3 separate regions of the Homo sapiens genome follow, and all the other regions are linked to region 1. Evidence: read pairs that join two places in POLR2A ChIA-PET (ENCODE). Cell type or tissue: OCI-LY7. All regions are shown on one strand. Links, peaks and the distances in the headings refer to the core of each region. The heading gives the core; the rest is flanking DNA.

What was found. Peaks named below come from ENCODE experiments on the same cell type or tissue, not always from the same donor. Only the 100,000 strongest peaks of a DNase experiment are listed, where the experiment ranks them.
Region 2: POLR2A ChIA-PET joins it to region 1 with 13 read pairs; 1 of 35 experiments calls an interaction of 5 or more read pairs at or near these places.
Region 3: POLR2A ChIA-PET joins it to region 1 with 7 read pairs; 4 of 35 experiments call an interaction of 5 or more read pairs at or near these places.

What each region holds. Positions count from the first base shown.
Region 1 is chr15:38,595,724-38,601,245 of GRCh38, reverse strand. No RefSeq gene overlaps it. Among named protein-coding and RNA genes, the nearest start is that of RASGRP1, 34 kb to the right of the region's middle. In OCI-LY7, for the core only: no CTCF peak of the experiment used is centred there; a DNase peak (open chromatin) is centred at 2,265.
Region 2 is chr15:37,978,866-37,984,387 of GRCh38, reverse strand. It overlaps a transcript of TMCO5A not described here. Among named protein-coding and RNA genes, the nearest start is that of TMCO5A, 47 kb to the right of the region's middle. In OCI-LY7, for the core only: a CTCF peak has its summit at 2,400 (motif pointing left); a DNase peak (open chromatin) is centred at 2,407.
Region 3 is chr15:38,670,214-38,675,735 of GRCh38, reverse strand. LOC105370775 (a long non-coding RNA gene) reads right to left here and starts at 3,841. Exons shown (of 2, transcript XR_007064584.1): 1 at 3,796-3,841. RefSeq lists enhancers at 1,267-1,326, 2,255-2,304, 3,997-4,116, 5,250-5,319. In OCI-LY7, for the core only: no CTCF peak of the experiment used is centred there; DNase peaks (open chromatin) are centred at 2,675, 3,882 and 4,895; H3K4me3 peaks cover 3,039 bases; H3K27ac peaks cover 3,416 bases.

The sequences.
Region 1 (5,522 bases), core at 158-5,157:
GCTGGAGGCAGTGAGTAGTGAGTGGCCCATTGTCATCCAATTGCCTGACTCCACGCCTTGCTTGCCACTACCTCTGATGCCCATCTACAGACAAAAGCAGATGAGAAATAGCACCACAAAGGCAAGTACCAGTCATCCCTTAGTATCTGCAGAGGACTGGCTCCAGGACCCCCTCTCCAACACACCTCGGATACCAAAATTCAAGGATGCTCAAGTCCCTGATATAAAATGGCATGGTATTTGCATATAACCTACATACATCCTCCAGGATACTTTAAATCATCTCTAGATTACTTATAATACTTAATATATTTTAAATGCTTAATATAATTTAAATGCAAATTATTGTTATACTGTATTGTCTTATTTGCCTTATTTTTTATTGTTTTTTTTTTAATATTTTCCATTCCCAATTGGTTGAATCTGTGAATGTGGAACTCACAGATGTGGAGGTGTGACTATAGCCTGGTGTCATTAAATAAGAAACAGAAAGGAGACCCAAAGACCATCTGGTTTCCAAGCATGGTCCATAGACCACCTGCATCAGAATCACCTGTAGAGCTTGTTAAAAATGTGGACTCCTGTTGCCCACTTCTAAAGATTCTTAATTAGTTGGCGATGCTTATGTATTCCATAGTTTGTAAGTCATTATATTTTAGTCCAAATATCAAAAAGAAGGGAGCATGCTGCTCATCCTCTGTGGGCCTCACTTAAAAACTAGTCAGGGTAGAGCCAGACTGGGCTCCAGATATTCCACTGTGCAGGCCCTTCCCACCATGCTCTGCTGCCTGTCAGGCACAGTTAAGGTGGAGAAATGCAACCAGCTTGATAAAAGTGTTTTGCTTTTCACCATCTGTCTCCCATTTTCAAACCATCTGTTCCTTCTCATGAATTATTTTGGCTATTAAGGCACTAGAGGGTGATGATTAAAGCTGAATTCTGGACCCAGAATACCAGGATTTAAATTCTAACTTTGTCACTTTCTAGCCTCGAAACCCTGGGTAAGTTACATATCCTTTCTGTGCCTGAGTTTTGTAGTCTATAATAATTCTGATGGGGCTCAGGATATACCACCCCAAAATATGACTGTAGGAGACCAGAATATGCCACTCCAAAATATGCCTCTTTGGCATATTGATGATTTTGAGCTGGTTATTTTGAGAAACTGAAGACAAAGAAGTGGCTCTGAAAAGTTACCATTTTGTAAGAGAAATTTACATTTATAAAGAAAATCTCCATTTGTAAGTGTGTCTCCCTCTGCTAAATCACTAAAGATTGTTAACCAGTGGATGGAGAAGGCATGGACTTAAATCTGGATAACAAACCGTACCCTGTTTTAGGGTCCTTTCCCTGGCCATCTTGTCTTAACCAGGCTTTCCCCCACAACAAACACACACACCCTTCTTTCATAGAATGACTGTATTTAAGACTTAAATGCTTTCTTTGAGATCTACTCTAGAGATTTACCTATTTCTCTGGGTTTTCTCCCATGTATACATGAGGTATACATGTTCATAAACTTCTGTTTGTTTTTTTCTTGTTAATCTGTCTTTTGTTACAGGGAGTCCCAGTTAAGAAGAGTAGAGAGAAAATTATGTTTTCTCTCCTACATAGCTACTATTATTATTGTAAGAATTATACTTATTAAAGGAAGAGTGATGGTTTAACACAGCTTGTGAGAATTCAAATAATAGTGCACGTACTGGGTCTTAAACAGAGCCTGGTGTGTCATAAGTGCTCAGTAACTATCACCCTTATTATTATTGGCTTCTCTCCTATGATTTCCTTAAGATAGGAAGAGAGGGCTGGGCGTGGTGGCTCATGCCTGTAATCCCAGCACTTTGGGAGGCCGAGGTGAGTGGATCACCTGAGATCAGGAGTTAGAGACCAGCCTGGCCAACATAGTGAAACCCTGTCTCTACTAAAAATACAAAAATTAGCTAGGCATGGTGGCAGGCGCCTGTAATCCAGCTCAGGAGGCTGAGGCAGGAGAATCACTTGAACTCAGGAGGCGGAGGCTGCAGCGAGCCGAGATCATGCCATTGCACTGCAGCTTGGGCAACAAGAGAGAATATCTGTCAAAAACAAAAAAAGGAGAAAAGAAAAGATAGCAAGAGAGTTTAACAATTAATTGGGCAATCATGGGTATAATACTGAGGGGCAGTTGCCCCGTTACAATCTTAAGTCACTGGCCCATTACTCCCTCCCTTGGCCATTATCAGTCAAGTTCACTGCCCTTGAAGTTCTGCCCAGGTGCAGGTTTGGTGAGGACTGAGCTTGGCTGGTACAGAACTGTATGAGGCAAGTGCAAGAAAGGAAGGGAACTCAACCGTGTCTCTGTAACTATGCAGTATGTCATTCTAAAGTATTTTTCCTTTGGTTAGCTGTCAGTACAATTAAATGTGCATTTTAATACTTCTTCCCCTGATAAAAATCAGAAAGACATCTACTAAAACAGGGCATAGGCCTCTCAGGGAAGAAAAAGCTAGAACATCTTTCCTCCCATCCCCATTTTATCTTGTTCTTATATACCCCACCTCAAGCTTTCCTCCCAGACCTCCAAGTTGGTGACTTTCTTGGACTGGAACTAAATCCTGAGATCAATTCAGCACCACTTGCTGTGGCAAAGAAGAACTAGATTTCTTAAGCATTTAGTATAAATATCATCTTTTTAAAAGAGGATGACATTAAGAAGTGGTAACTACCAAACCAAAGCCTGTTATTTAAATAAAGAGCAAGTGTTACTTGTCATGAAGCTGAGTGTGTTGAAGTGTGCCCCAGCAATGAAAATCACTTTAGATAATCACTCTTCTTGCTTTTTAGAGAATTCATGAGACTCACCACGCATATCGAGGAGTTGGAAAGTCATTAAAAGTGGCTGAAGCATGGCATTTTTCAGCGCACCTTGCAGCACAGCTATTACACTGCCCTGGGGTAACACAGCTTGGTGAGCATATGAGTTTCTGAGACACTGCCTATTTATTAAACGAGTATTCATTCTATGATGCCCTGGGCACTAGAGGCCAGAGGGGATGTATAAGAAGATTTTGCTTTGGGCAGGGCACCATGGCTGATGCCTGTAATCCTAGCACTTTGGGAGGCTGAGGAGGGAAGACTGCTTGAGCTCAGGAGTTTGAGACCAGCCTGGGCAATACAGTGAGACCCTGTCTCTACCAAAAATTTAAAATTTAGACAGGTGTGGTGGTGTGCTCCTGTAGTCTCAGTTACTCTTGAGGCTGAGGTGGGAGCATAGAGGTCAAGCCTGCAGTGAGCCATGATTGCACCACTGCACTCCAGCCTGGGTGACAGACAGAGACCCGACCTCAGAAAAAAAAAAAAAAAGACTCTACTTTTTCTGGCCACTTGCTATCTGTTTAACTCTTGGAGTAAATACTGTAAATCTCTTTGAGGTTCAATTTTTCATCTGGAACACAGGGAGCAAAATAATTAACTACATTGGTTAGGATGCTTTTGTGGGGACTGTAAGTTACAGAAAAAGCATGACTCAAGAGCTTTAACACAATCATGGGACATCCCATTTTACATAACAGAAAGTGCTCAAGTATGAGCACAGGTATGCCAGGTAATTGGGGCCTGCATCTGTTCTCTAGGCTCTACCCCTCTCCCTCTGTGTTGGCTTCCTTTACAGCATGGCAATTCCAGGCAAATGTCCAAACACCGCAAGGTCCAGGGGAAGGAAGAAGGATGTCTTCCTGCATGCCTCATTTGTATCAGTGAGGAAACCTTCCCTGCTTCCCAACCAGGTACCAGACCAAGCTTCTCCTCCTACTTCATTAGCTGATACTATGTCACATGACCACCTCTGAACCAATCACTGGTAAGAGGTTACATGATTGGCTTAGACTATTCAGTACTTTCCCCTGGGCTGAGGAGAGAATCACCTTCCATGTCGACCAGGGGATAGGGAAGAAGACAAATACCTAAACGAGAGCAGGACTCTGCCAACAGGGATGGAGCAGTAGCTGGCTGGTGTGTAGGCACCCAATGCTGTCTCCTACACTGCCCACCGAACTCTTGTGATGAATAGATGAGACCATGAATGAAAATGGCCTACCACAGCGTCTGACTGTGAGGATAATAATAGCAGCTGACATTTTGGAGGATGTATAATGTGGTAGGCACTTTAGATGAGTTATCTAGTTTAATTAATACTCTGTGGGGTAGGAACCATTATCATGCTCATCTTTTTTTTTTATTTTTTTTTTATTTTACTTTAAGTTTTAGGGTACATGTACACAACGTGTAGGTTTGTTACATATGTATACATATGCCATGCTGGAGTGCTGCACCCATTAACTTGTCATTTACATTAGGTATATCTCCTAATGCTATCCCTCCCCCCTCCCCCCACCCAACAACAGGCCCCGGTGTGTGATGTTCCCCTTCCTGTGTCCATGTGTTCTCATTGTTCAATTCCCACCTATGAGTGAGAACATGCAGTGTTTGGTTTTTTGTCCTTGCGATAGTTTGCTGAGAATGATGATTTCCAGCTTCATCCATGTCCCTACAAAGGACATGAACTCATCATTTTTTATGGCTGCATAGTATTCCATGGTGTATATGTGCCACATTTTCTTAATCCAGTCTATCATTGTTGGACATTTGGGTTGGTTGCAAGTCTTTGCTATTGTGAATAGTGCCGCAATAAACATGTGTGCATGTGTCTTTATAGCAGCATGAATTATAATCCTTTAGGTATATACCCAGTAATGGGATGGCTGGGTCAAATGGTATTCCTAGTTCTAGATCCCTGAGGAATCGCCACACTGACTTCCACAATGGTTGAACTAGTTTCCCATCTCAGGTGCAGAGACACACATAGGCTCAAAATAAAGGGGTGGAGGAAGATCTACCAAGCAAATGGAAAACAAAAAAAGGCAGGGGTTGCAATCCTAGTCTCTGATAAAACAGATTTTAAACCAACAAAGATCAAAAGAGACAAAGAAGGCCATTACATAATGGTAAAGGGATCAATTCAGCAAGAAGAGCTAACTATCTTAAATATATATGCACCCAATACAGGAGCACCCAGATTCATAAAGCAAGTCCTTAGAGACCTACAAAGAGACTTAGACTCCCACACAATAATAATGGGAGACTTTAACACCCCACTGTCAACATTAGACAGATCAAGGAGATAGAAAGTTAACAAGGATAGCCAGGAATTGAACTCAGCTCTGCACCAAGTGGACCTAATAGACATTTGCATAACTCTCCATCCCAAATCAACAGAATATACATTCTTCTCAGCACCACACCGCACTTATTCCAAAACTGACCACATAGTTGGAAGTAAAGCTCTCCTCAGCAAATGTAAAAGAACAGAAATTATAACAAACTGTCTCTCAGACCACAGTGCAATCAAACTAGAACTCAGGATTAAGAAACTCACTCAAAACCGTTCAACTACATGGAAACTGAACAACCTGCTCCTGAATGACTACTGGGTACATAATGAAATGAAGGCAGAAATAAAGACGTTCTTTGAAACCAACGAGAAC
Region 2 (5,522 bases), core at 158-5,157, 620 kb after region 1:
CATTTCCACCAACTTAGATTTCAGAGTCTCATGACATTGTTCAGCTTTCTCTCCTACTGCTTCTCTGTCTCCCAGTTGTGATAAAAAAAAATCCTTATATTATTATGAAGAGCATTTTAGCTCTAGCACTTACCACCTCCTCCCTCATTCACACTTTGCACAGCTTAAGATTTATTAATGTGCTTTGCTAAAAAAAGCTTCATGTATTTCAAGTGTTACCCTTTCTTCTCTACCCTGCCCCCCTTACTTTTTACAGAAGCATGGAGAGGAATATGAAGCTTTATTTCCCCAGAAGCAACACTTAGAATACGTAAGACTTAGAAGAGTTAGATGAGCAACATGTATCCTCTCATGACCTCAGAAGACATAAGTGTAGTTGACAATCTCAGCACTTTGGGAGACCGAGGTGGGTGGATCACCTGAGGTCAGGAGTTCGAGACCAGCCTGACCAACATGGTGAAACCCCGTCTCTACGTCTCTACTAAAAATACAAAAATTAGCTGAGTGTGGTGGCAGCCACCTGTAATTCCAGCTACTTGGGAGGCTGAGGCAGGAGAATCACTTGAATCTGGGAAGCGGAGGTTGCAGTGAGCCGAGATCATGCCATTGCACTCCAGCCTGGGCAACAAGAGCGAAACTCCATCTCAAAAAAAAAACAAAAAAAAAAACAGTAAAAAGAAAAAAAAGGACTCACAAGACTGGGATCTTATTCTAGCTCTGTCACTAGTTAATTGTGTGATCTTGGGAAAGTACCTCATGGTACCTGAGAAATAATCTCTAAATTTCTTGCCAATTCTATGAGTCTGTGATTTGAGAGTCCCTCTGGTGCCTAGTTCTTCTATAAATGTAGTCAAGGTTGGGGTTTCTCCCTTCACAGGTAGGTGAACTTTCCCCTACCTTGGGCTGTGCCCCAACATCTCCCTGGCCAGCCATCTGCTCAATGCCTGTTGTCAGAAGCAATAGAGATTTTACAGACAGGCCAAGCTTTGGGGCCAGATACAGGCATATATCCTGTTTTTTTTCAACTCAGAACCTAGGTTGTGCTGTTTACTCAGTGAATCTGGCTTATTTGTGAACTGAAACTGCGCATAATGATATCTACCTTAGAAGATTGTGTAAAACAATGATGCACATGAAGCACTAAAGTGAAGTGCCTAGCACATCGTAAGTGCCCATAAATGGAACATTATCATGTTTGTATAAGGGGGAAAGGTGAGTGTCATGGCAAGCACATGACATGCTCTTTCTGGGTCTGCTGACACACTTGCATGTATATGGAAGAATGAACTCAGCTTACTGTACGGATAGCTCCCAAACTTTAGTTTTACTGGGTAGAAAATAAAAGTTAAGAGAGAGAGCTGAATGGTTCTAGGCAGCAATTTATTTTAGGCTACGATGAGGAGGGGAAAGGTAGATTGATTAAAGAGATGGGAAGAGAGAGGACTATGAATAGAAAAAATAAAACATGTCCAAGGGGATGATTCAGTTTCTGCAGTATGATGACTGACAGGCATCCTTTGCCTTTGTCTCCATGAATCATATATAAATATATATATACACACACATATATATATGAAATATAATATCTATTATATATGTCTGTTATATAATATAACTCAATATATTTATATATTATATATTTATATATATTTATATATTATAGATATTTATATAATTATAAACATAGATCATATAACATATGTGTTAATATATTATATCTGATATATATCATATACCTACTATATATCTATATTATATGTTAGATATAATATATAATTATATATTATAAATTATAGTATATATAATATATTAAATAATATATAAACAATTATATATCATAATAATATATAATATCTATTATATATAGATAATATATAATATCTATTATATATAGATAATATATAATACATAAAATATCTATTATATAATAGGTGTTATATATATTTGTATATAATTGTAATATATAAGATATAGAATTATAAAGACATAAGATTATTGTAACCTAATATATGTGGCATTGTGGAGTGAGATCTATCTCTGGCACTTGTCAAAGTGTGAAGTCCTGCTTCAGTGTGCGCATAGGTGTAAGGACAGAGACCTCATAAAGAAATTCACTGAGGATGCATATTCTGAAGATTTAAGGTGGATTAAAATGGTAGGTAGTGTCTCAGCCCTTGGGATTGATACTCAAATACTTTATCATCCACATCTATCTGTTTTCCACATCTATTCTCTTGAAGCTCAAATCTGGCTACAGCCTATGTACCTGTGAAAAATGGGACAAGTTTGCTGTTATCTTGGACCTTGGTCCATCTGTTCCGCATCTAGCAGGAATATAATTTACTTACATGAATGACTAGCTTCTGAAGAGATCTTGCAAGTGTCATGGAATAGTGGCCTCTACTGTTCATGAGGGAAACAGGCTACTGTGGTCAAATCATAAGGGAATACACTGCTTCAAAGGCCAATGCAGGCTGCTCCGTTGTCTGTAATGATTAAGACACTGTTGGGAAGGCCAGCTGCTGGCATCTATAGCCAGTCTCTTCTGTAAATATTCATCAGGAGAAGCAAGCCAGCCAGCCAACAGCCGTTTATCTCCCCTACAATAGTTTCTAGTCAGGCTGTAACCTCATGCTACATAAAAATGTTACCTTCCCAGGTCTGCACTGTAAACACAGAAAAGCAGCTATTAGTTTTGCTCCTTATCAGAAATGTATTTTGTTTTCTATATTTTCAGAGACAGGGTCCTGCCATGTTTCCCTGGCTAGCCTTGAACTCCTGGGCTCAAGTGATCCTCCCAACCCCGGTCTCCTGAGTAGCTGAACCTACATGCGCTTGTCACTGTGCCCAGCTAGAAAGGTTTTTTTAAAGCAATGATTTTAACCATTGGGTGTTGCCTTTAAGACCTCTGTTTCTGAGTATTATAAAATCAAAAATTTTAAATCATTTTAAGGAAGCAAAGTTAATAGCTGCAGTAAAATAAAAGCACATAAAGTGGCAGCTGTTCATTGTCAAAAGTTTACACTGGCGAGGAATCTTTCTCTCTTTTCCTTTCTTATCTTTTAAAATAAAACCATTTAAAATACCACTGAATCTCCTTCTACGGTAATACTGTTACATGGCAAAACTATTCTGCTGGCTTGCTCCGCCTTCTGGGACCAGTTTTTTTTTTTTTTTTTTTTTTTTTGCTGGCTTTCTCTACCTTCTGAGCAGAAATTTGTACTTTGTATTCTCACCTTCAGCAGCTATATTCTGGGTATGATTCCAAAGAATGCAGTCAACATTTACCTTTACTTTAAACAACAAAAGGGAAAATGTTATGGATTTTAAGCTGGCAGTGGAGATTTGATTCTTCTACAATAACTTTTGAACTGTTTTCTCAGCATTATTCTGCTTAGCTACAGCAGAGAAAATAGAGTGATGAATAATGAAATATTCATGAAAGAAAAATTTTAAAAAAAGTTTTCTTAAAATAAATTGATTCTAAAACCACAATGTGTGAAAGCACTTTTTTATGATGCCAACTTTCAGATTCATGGGTTTAGAGGGTGTGGATTTGTTGCATTATCATGTGGCAGGGTGCTGGTAAATGGGAGCCTACCACATTTTGACAAGAATGAAGTCCAGTTTGATGTAGCATTGGCCACCCAGTGGGAACAAACTTCCAGGTTCCACTGAATCTCAGAGTTCCACTGCCATTCAGTGTAGAAAGAAAGACACTAGATTTTTTTTTTTTTTTTTTTTTTTTTTGCCAAGATGGCTGACTAGAAGCGGCTGGTGTGCGCCGCTCTCACAGAGAGGAGAAAGAGTGGCGAATAAGGCGAATAAACATTAGCTCTTCAACTGGATCATGCAGGTGGACAAGTTGGGATTCATCGGGGAAGCAACACAACTCATGGAGAACGGAGAAGAGAGAGACAGGACAGCTACCCACCCAGGATCGGCAGGGAGCCGGGAGAGGCTCCCCACTGCCGGGAAATGGGCCTCTAGACTGACATGAGCTGCTTGGAGCCTGGGCAGAGCCACCACTCAGGCACACGTGGCTTCCTGAGGATCTTAGACCCCTGGGCACCCTGGCACCAGCTATTGCAGCTCTGGCGGTGGGGGCAGCAAGACTCCTTCACACCTCCCTGGGATAGAGGCTGAATCGACAGGGCTGAGGAGTGGACGGACCGCAGGCCTTACCTCCACTGCACCCCACCAGCCTAGGCCCACTGGCCTAGGACCCTAGTGCAGCCGCCGGTACCGCCTGAACTCTCTGGCCTCTGCACTTCCCTGGGATGGAGTTTCCAGTAGTGGCAGGCAGGCCCCTTAGTTTTCTGGCTTTGCAGCTCCCAGCTCCCGCTGCCCTCAGACTCAGGAGGGAGCAAATCAATTAAAGACTAACATAGCCCCCAACACAGTGCAGCTGTCTTATGAAAAAGTGGCCAGAATGTTTTTCATAAGACACAGTGCAGCTGTCTTATGAAAAAGTGGCCAGACTGTTTTCCATGTGGGTCACTGCCCCCACTTACCCTCAGTGGGCAGGGCCTCCCAACCTGGGACCCCAGCCATCTCACCCCTCCTGGGGTGCTGGTAGCAGCTCTGCCCTGCGATGGAGCTCCCAGTGGTGGCAGACAGGCCTGCCCTTTTTGGCTGCTCTGGAGCTCCTGCCCTTGCTGCCCTGAGGCTTGGGAGAATGTGAAAAGATAAAGGACTAATGCAGCCCTCCACCGAGCACAGCTGCCTTAAAGAAAAGTGGCCACTCTGTTTTCCTCATGGTTCGCTGTCCCTACTACTCCTTATTGGGCAAGGCCTCATAACCTGGGTCCCCACTCACCCCATCCCCGCTTGGGTGCTCAGGCAGGTTCTAAACCCACAATGTGTGAAAGTAGTTTTTTATGATGCCAATTTTCAGATTCATGAGTTTAGAGGGTGTGGATTTCTTGATCTGTCGTGTGGCAGGGTGCTGGTAAATGGGAGCCTACCACATTCTGCCAAGAATGAAGTCCAGTTTCATGTGGCATTGGCAGCCCTGCACTGCCCTCGGACAGAACTCCCAGCAATAGTGGGCAGACCTGTTATTTTTGTTCTCTATAGCTCCTGCTCCTGCTGCCCTCAGGCTTGGGAGGGAGCAAAAAGACTAAGGACTAAGGACTAAGGAGGACCTCCAGCACAGCACCGCTGCCTTACGGAAAAGCAACAAGACTGTGTTCCAGGCAGGTCCTGTTACTCCTCACTGGGCAGGGCCTTTGACATAATTAAGATCTGTGTCCCTGCCCAAATCTTATGTTAAATTATAATCCCCAGTATTGGAGGTGGGGCCTGGTGGGAGGTGATTGGATCATGGGGAGGTGGGGCCTGGTGGGAGGTGATTGGATCATGGGGGTGGATTTCCCCCTTGGTACTCTGTCATGATAGTGAGTTCTCACTAGATCAGGTTTTTAAAAAGTGTGTGGCAATGCCCCTCGACCCACCTTGGTCCTGCTCCTGCCATTAAGATGCCTGCTCCTGCTTTGCCTTCCACCATGAGTCAAAGCTCC
Region 3 (5,522 bases), core at 323-5,322, 74 kb before region 1:
AAAAGAAATTTTGAGGAAACAACAGTTTGCCGTATGAAAAATATGAGCTTTCTTTAAAGTACAACTTACATACAGTAAAATATACAAATTAGACATCAAATTGATGAATTTTGAGAACTGTAAACCCATGAGTCTTCTATCCCAAACTAAATAAGGAACATTTCTATCATTGCAGAAAATTCCCTTGTGCGCCTTTCCAATGAATTTACCCTTATTTCTCCCCAGAGAAATAACTTTCTGATTTTCATCACCAAGGGTTTGTTTGGCTTATTCCTGATTTCATATAAATGGAATCAGACTGTAAGCTTTTGTGTCTAGTTCTTTCAGTTACTATAAGATATTGAGACTAACCAGCCACAATAGCATCAATGCCCAGCTCAAAAGACATAGCTCCACTGGCCTCTATGCCCAGCAGGCCCATCTGTAATATTTTGTTTTTACTTTACTTTTTTTTTATTTGTGAGACAGAGTCTCTCTCTGTCAGCCAGGCTGGAGTGCAGAGGCACAATCATGGTTCACTGAAGCCCCCACCTCCCAGGCTCAAGCAATCCTCCCACCTCAGCCTCCCAAATAGCTGGTACTATAGGCACATAGCACCACACCTGGCTAATTTTTGTTGTTGTGGTTGTTTTGTAGAGACAAGTCTCACTGTTTTGCCAGGGCTGGTCTTGAATTCCTGGGCTCAAGTAATCCTCCTGCCTCGGCCTCCCAAAATGCTGGGATTACAGGCATGAGCCACCAGACCCAATCCATCTGTAATCTTCTGTTCATCCCCGATAACTTTCTTTAGCTGGGATACTGAAATGTAGGGCATCTCTAGAAGAAGGATCTGGGAGACATTTAAGACTGAGAAGCAATTGAGAGAATTCAGGCCTAGAAACAGACTTAGGAGAAGGAAGAGAGAAGAAAAAGCGGGACAAATAATGGTCATACAATATTAGGTCTGTCATCTGAAAGGGGAAATAGACTTTCCATGTACAGTTCCAGAATTAGAACTCGTGGGTGGAAATTACTGGGAGGCAGTTTTCAGCTCTATATAAAGAGGAACATCTTTCAACAACAGGTCACTGGGGTACCTTGAATGGTAGTTAAGCTTCTCATCACAGGAATTGTTCACAAAAAGGCTAATATCCATTTGTCATAGATGCTGTTAAAGGAAATCCCCCATTAGGTAGGCGAGAACATCTTCCTATGTCTTGTGGCTTTCAGTTTAGACAAAGGTAGGCTTTACCTCCACTTTATACTAGCGGGTCAGTGCTGGGTTTTTTATTTTGTATATTTTATATTGGCAAGAAGGTCATATGATTTTCACCCCATGTACCTTAGAAACAGCTGCTGCCATGAAAACTTATTAAGCCTAAGTATTCAGAACTCAGAGTGAATTCTGCATTTTCATTTTCTCTCTCTCTCTTTTTTTTTTTTTGTTTTTTTTTGAGACAGAGTCTTGCTCTGTTGCCCAGGCTGCAGTGCAATGGTGCAATCTCGGCTCACTGCAACCTCCGCCTCCCGGGTTCAAGTGATTCTCCTGTTTCAGCCTCCTGAGTAGCTGGGATTACAGGCATGCACCACCACGCCTGGCTAATTTTTGTATTTTTAGTAGAGACGGGGTTTCAAACCATGTTGGTCAGTCTGGCCTCGAACTCCTGACCTCGTGATCTGCCTGCCTTGGCCTCACAAAGTGGTGGGATTACAGCAGATCCCAAGTTGACCTCTTTGACCTACAAATCTCAATTTATTTAAAATTATTATTATTATTTTTTTGAAACAGGGTCTCACTCTGTCACTCAGGCTGGAGTGCAGTGGCATAATCTCAGCTCACCACAACCTTTGCCTCCCAGGTTCAGGCAATTCTCCTGCCTCAGCCTCCCCAATAGCTGAGATTACAGGCACCTGCCACCACATCCAGCTAACTTTTGTATTTTTAGTAGAGACGGGGTTTTGCCATGTTGGTCAGGCTGGTCTCGAACTCCTGACCTAGGTGATCCGCCCATCTTGGCCTCTTAACGTGCTGGGATAATAGGCATGAGCCACCGTGCCAAGCCCAAATCCCAGTTTTAACAAGTATCTTCATTGTCTTCATAGTTTGTCCTTTGCATTTTTCCTCCTCCACCGGCTTTTTAGCTTTAATCTATCATAAAAATGTTTCAAACAGCTATGTGATGCCTAGAACTTTCCTTCCCTTTCTCAAAGCCACCATCCCTGAGAAGCCGGTCCATGAACCTCACCCGCTTGCTTCACTCTCTGACTCCACCTCTCACAGTCTGTAAACAGCCAGGGCATGCCAGTGTGACCTCATTTACACATTGCCTTACACAAATAGCAAAATTGTTTTTAGGAATACATGTTATGTTTCATAATACCTCAAAGCAAAGAAATCTCATTTATTTTTTAATCTACATGCATTCAGCAACGTGATTTTTACGGTGAAAGCAGAAAGGGCTCCCACATTGCAGCCCCAGGTGATTCATGGAGAGAAACCACTCCCAGTGGCTGCCCCCTGGGAGGCCTGGTCAAGGCGGCTCTCCCGGTCAAGAAACATCTCATGAGGCTCTCCTTCCACCCAAATATTTACATGAGGCTCTGCCCAGCCACACCCCTTCAGGAGACCAGATGGGCATGACTGAGCTAAAAGAGCACACGGATGAGGATGCAAAAGAGCTAACGCAACCTTGACTTTTCAGAGCTGATTCTGCTTTCAGAGACCATCTAGTCAGCCCATTCACCCAGAGAGAGGAAATGGCATTCACCCAGCGCCTACCTGTTAGTAAGGGGGCAGAGCTAGGGCAGGAACTCACGTTTCCCTATTTGTGATTAACTCATCTTATACGATGAGCTAAACATGGATGAACAAACGTTATTGTATCAATGGGAACTGGTGTAACACACAAACTGCGATTGACTTGGTCAATCACTACTGTCTGACATTGACTCCCTAAACCCCAGTTTCCTCTTCTGTGAAATGGGATATTCACACCTACCTTATGGTGTTTGTAAAGACAAAGAGGGCAGAAGGCATGGAGATGGCCTGCTGCCTATTGACATTCACTATTAAAAGATTCCCTGCTCTTTTGTTGCAACTCAGCCAGCCTCTAGCATTCATTTCAGGTCTGGTGTCTCCCTAAAACATACCAAAAATTGTCTCAAACATTTGAAATATGATTAACTTTATGGGCAACATTAAAATCCTCCTCTTTAAGGTGAATATTTTTCACATTATCTTTCTGCATCGTCTGGGCTAGTCAGAGGACATTTTTGAAAGTGTTTTGTGACTCAGCTGCTGTTTGAAACATCTGGGGCTTATTTTTCACCTTTGAAGAACACAGTACCTCTCACTTCTACCTCTTGTAGAGCATCAAATACACTGGCACATTGGCTAAGGTAACACACATGCAAAAAAAAATTGAGTGAATGATGCCTGGATGGAAACTTCTCCCCAAGAATCTCTTACTTTAGTTTCCAAACATACTCACAGAGGATAAAGGCCCTGCCGGCACTGGGAGGGAACAATAGAGAGGGAGGGAGAGAGTACTCTTCCTTTGTAGGAGGTGGGGAACAATGAGACTCAGAGAGATACAGAGTAATCATGCTTTGGGTTGGGTAAATGGGCCCAGAGCATAGCCTGAGCTTCATGACATTGCCATATGTTCCCTGGCTGAGAGGTGACTCAGAGGCAGGAGTTGTGGAGGAGGTGAGGCCATCCACTATTGACCTAATCTGCCATCAGGCAAGGCCAAGTAAGTGGGCCTGCTGTTCTCCACACCCCCAGTCCCCAACAAGCATACAACACATACTCACACCCCGAAGCTGCAGCCTGTTCTCTCAGGACTTCCCCTTCAAAGCTGCCTTAGTGCTCTTCGTAACCTGATTTCACTTCTAAAAAACATGCTGTAGGGGAGGAAACACCCAGAGAAATCTGTCCCAGCTCTGTATCACCACCCCTCTCACTCCAGATGGTTCTAGTTGCGAAAGTTTGCATTCTGAGCTTTCAGATACGACTGTGCTCCACATCCCCTCCACCCATAGACCTTCGGAAATACCCCACTGTCTGATCAGGGGAACCTCCCATTTGTGTACTCATGTATTCTCAAATTAGGACTATTTACTTTGTCTTGGTATCCTGCACACATTATCACTTTTTAATTCTGACCCTAAGAAGCATGTACTGTTATCCTGGTTCAACGGAGGGAAGATGGAGACTTTAGGGAGATTACTCTCTCAGTAGGAAAACAGAATTCTAACCAGGTCTGTCTCCATAATGTTGCTCGTTCTACAATTAATTTCTCCCTAAACTGAACTCTCAAAAGGAATTTTTATTTTTTCTCTTAGGAAAATGAATCGATGCCCCAAAATTATTTTTAAAGCAATACAATGACATTCTTGGTTGCATATACAAAATCGATTGCCTTCTTTTTTTTTTTACCAATATAATCCCCACTTTGATTTTTGTTTCCTACAGCCCATGTCTCAAAGATGCTGATCCCACCCTCAGATCCAGAATGGGACAAACTAGCATATGAATATCACTTTCCTCTTGGCAGTGATTGGTTCAGAAATGGCCATGTGAGCCAATTCTGGTCAATAAGACTAGAGAATAGATTTGATAATGTCTTCTGGAAGCTTCTTTCTCAGTTTTAAGAAAGAACCACAAATAGTAGTCTCTCTCTCACTGAATGTGAATAAGAAAGAAAGCAGCCACAATGACTACTGATAGCCATCCCACCGTAAGAAGAGCCAGACTTAGGATGAAGCCAACCAGCCAACCCTGGGAATGTCACAGAAGAGAATGAGAGTAATGAGACATCACTTAATGACATCACTAAGACATTGGCTCAACCAACCCTGAGGAACACCCCCCACCTCTGGACTTCCTGCCTTGTAAGCAAAGAAATGTCATATGACGTTAACTGATTTGAATTAGGTTTTCTGTTTTTCACAGCTGAAAGCATCTTTAACTGATGCTGGGATTCACCACATTTCCTGCATCTGCAGAACTAGGCAATCATCATTCACATCTTAAATTATGGTCTGGAGGTACCACACACTCCTTAATCAACAAACAAAATGCAGATTTTGCAGGCGGTGAGTTCCGTGTGGTGCCATAAAGATGGCCACACATTCTTTGTCATTGGGAGGCCATTGAGAGTTGACATAAATTTCCCCTTCTCTTGAATCTGGGCTGGCCTTGTAGTTATTTTGACCAATAGAATGCAGTAGAAGTGACACTTAGTAATTTCCAAGGCTGACCCTTAAGAGATTTTTCAGCTTTTCTATGTGACTTGCAACACTTTCTTGAAACACAGCCACCATGCAAGACATCTACCTACCCTGTGGCCACCAGTCTGTGAAGAGCCCACACTAGCCATAATAAGAGAGACAGAAAGAGGGTCAGGGTGGAATAGCACTGAGGTACCAGATGTGGTAACACCTTTTGAAATGTAGCCAAGTGAAACCAGCAGAAGCAATATAGAACTGAATGACTGCCTAGTAGAGCCCTCTCCAAATTTATGACTCACAAATAAAAT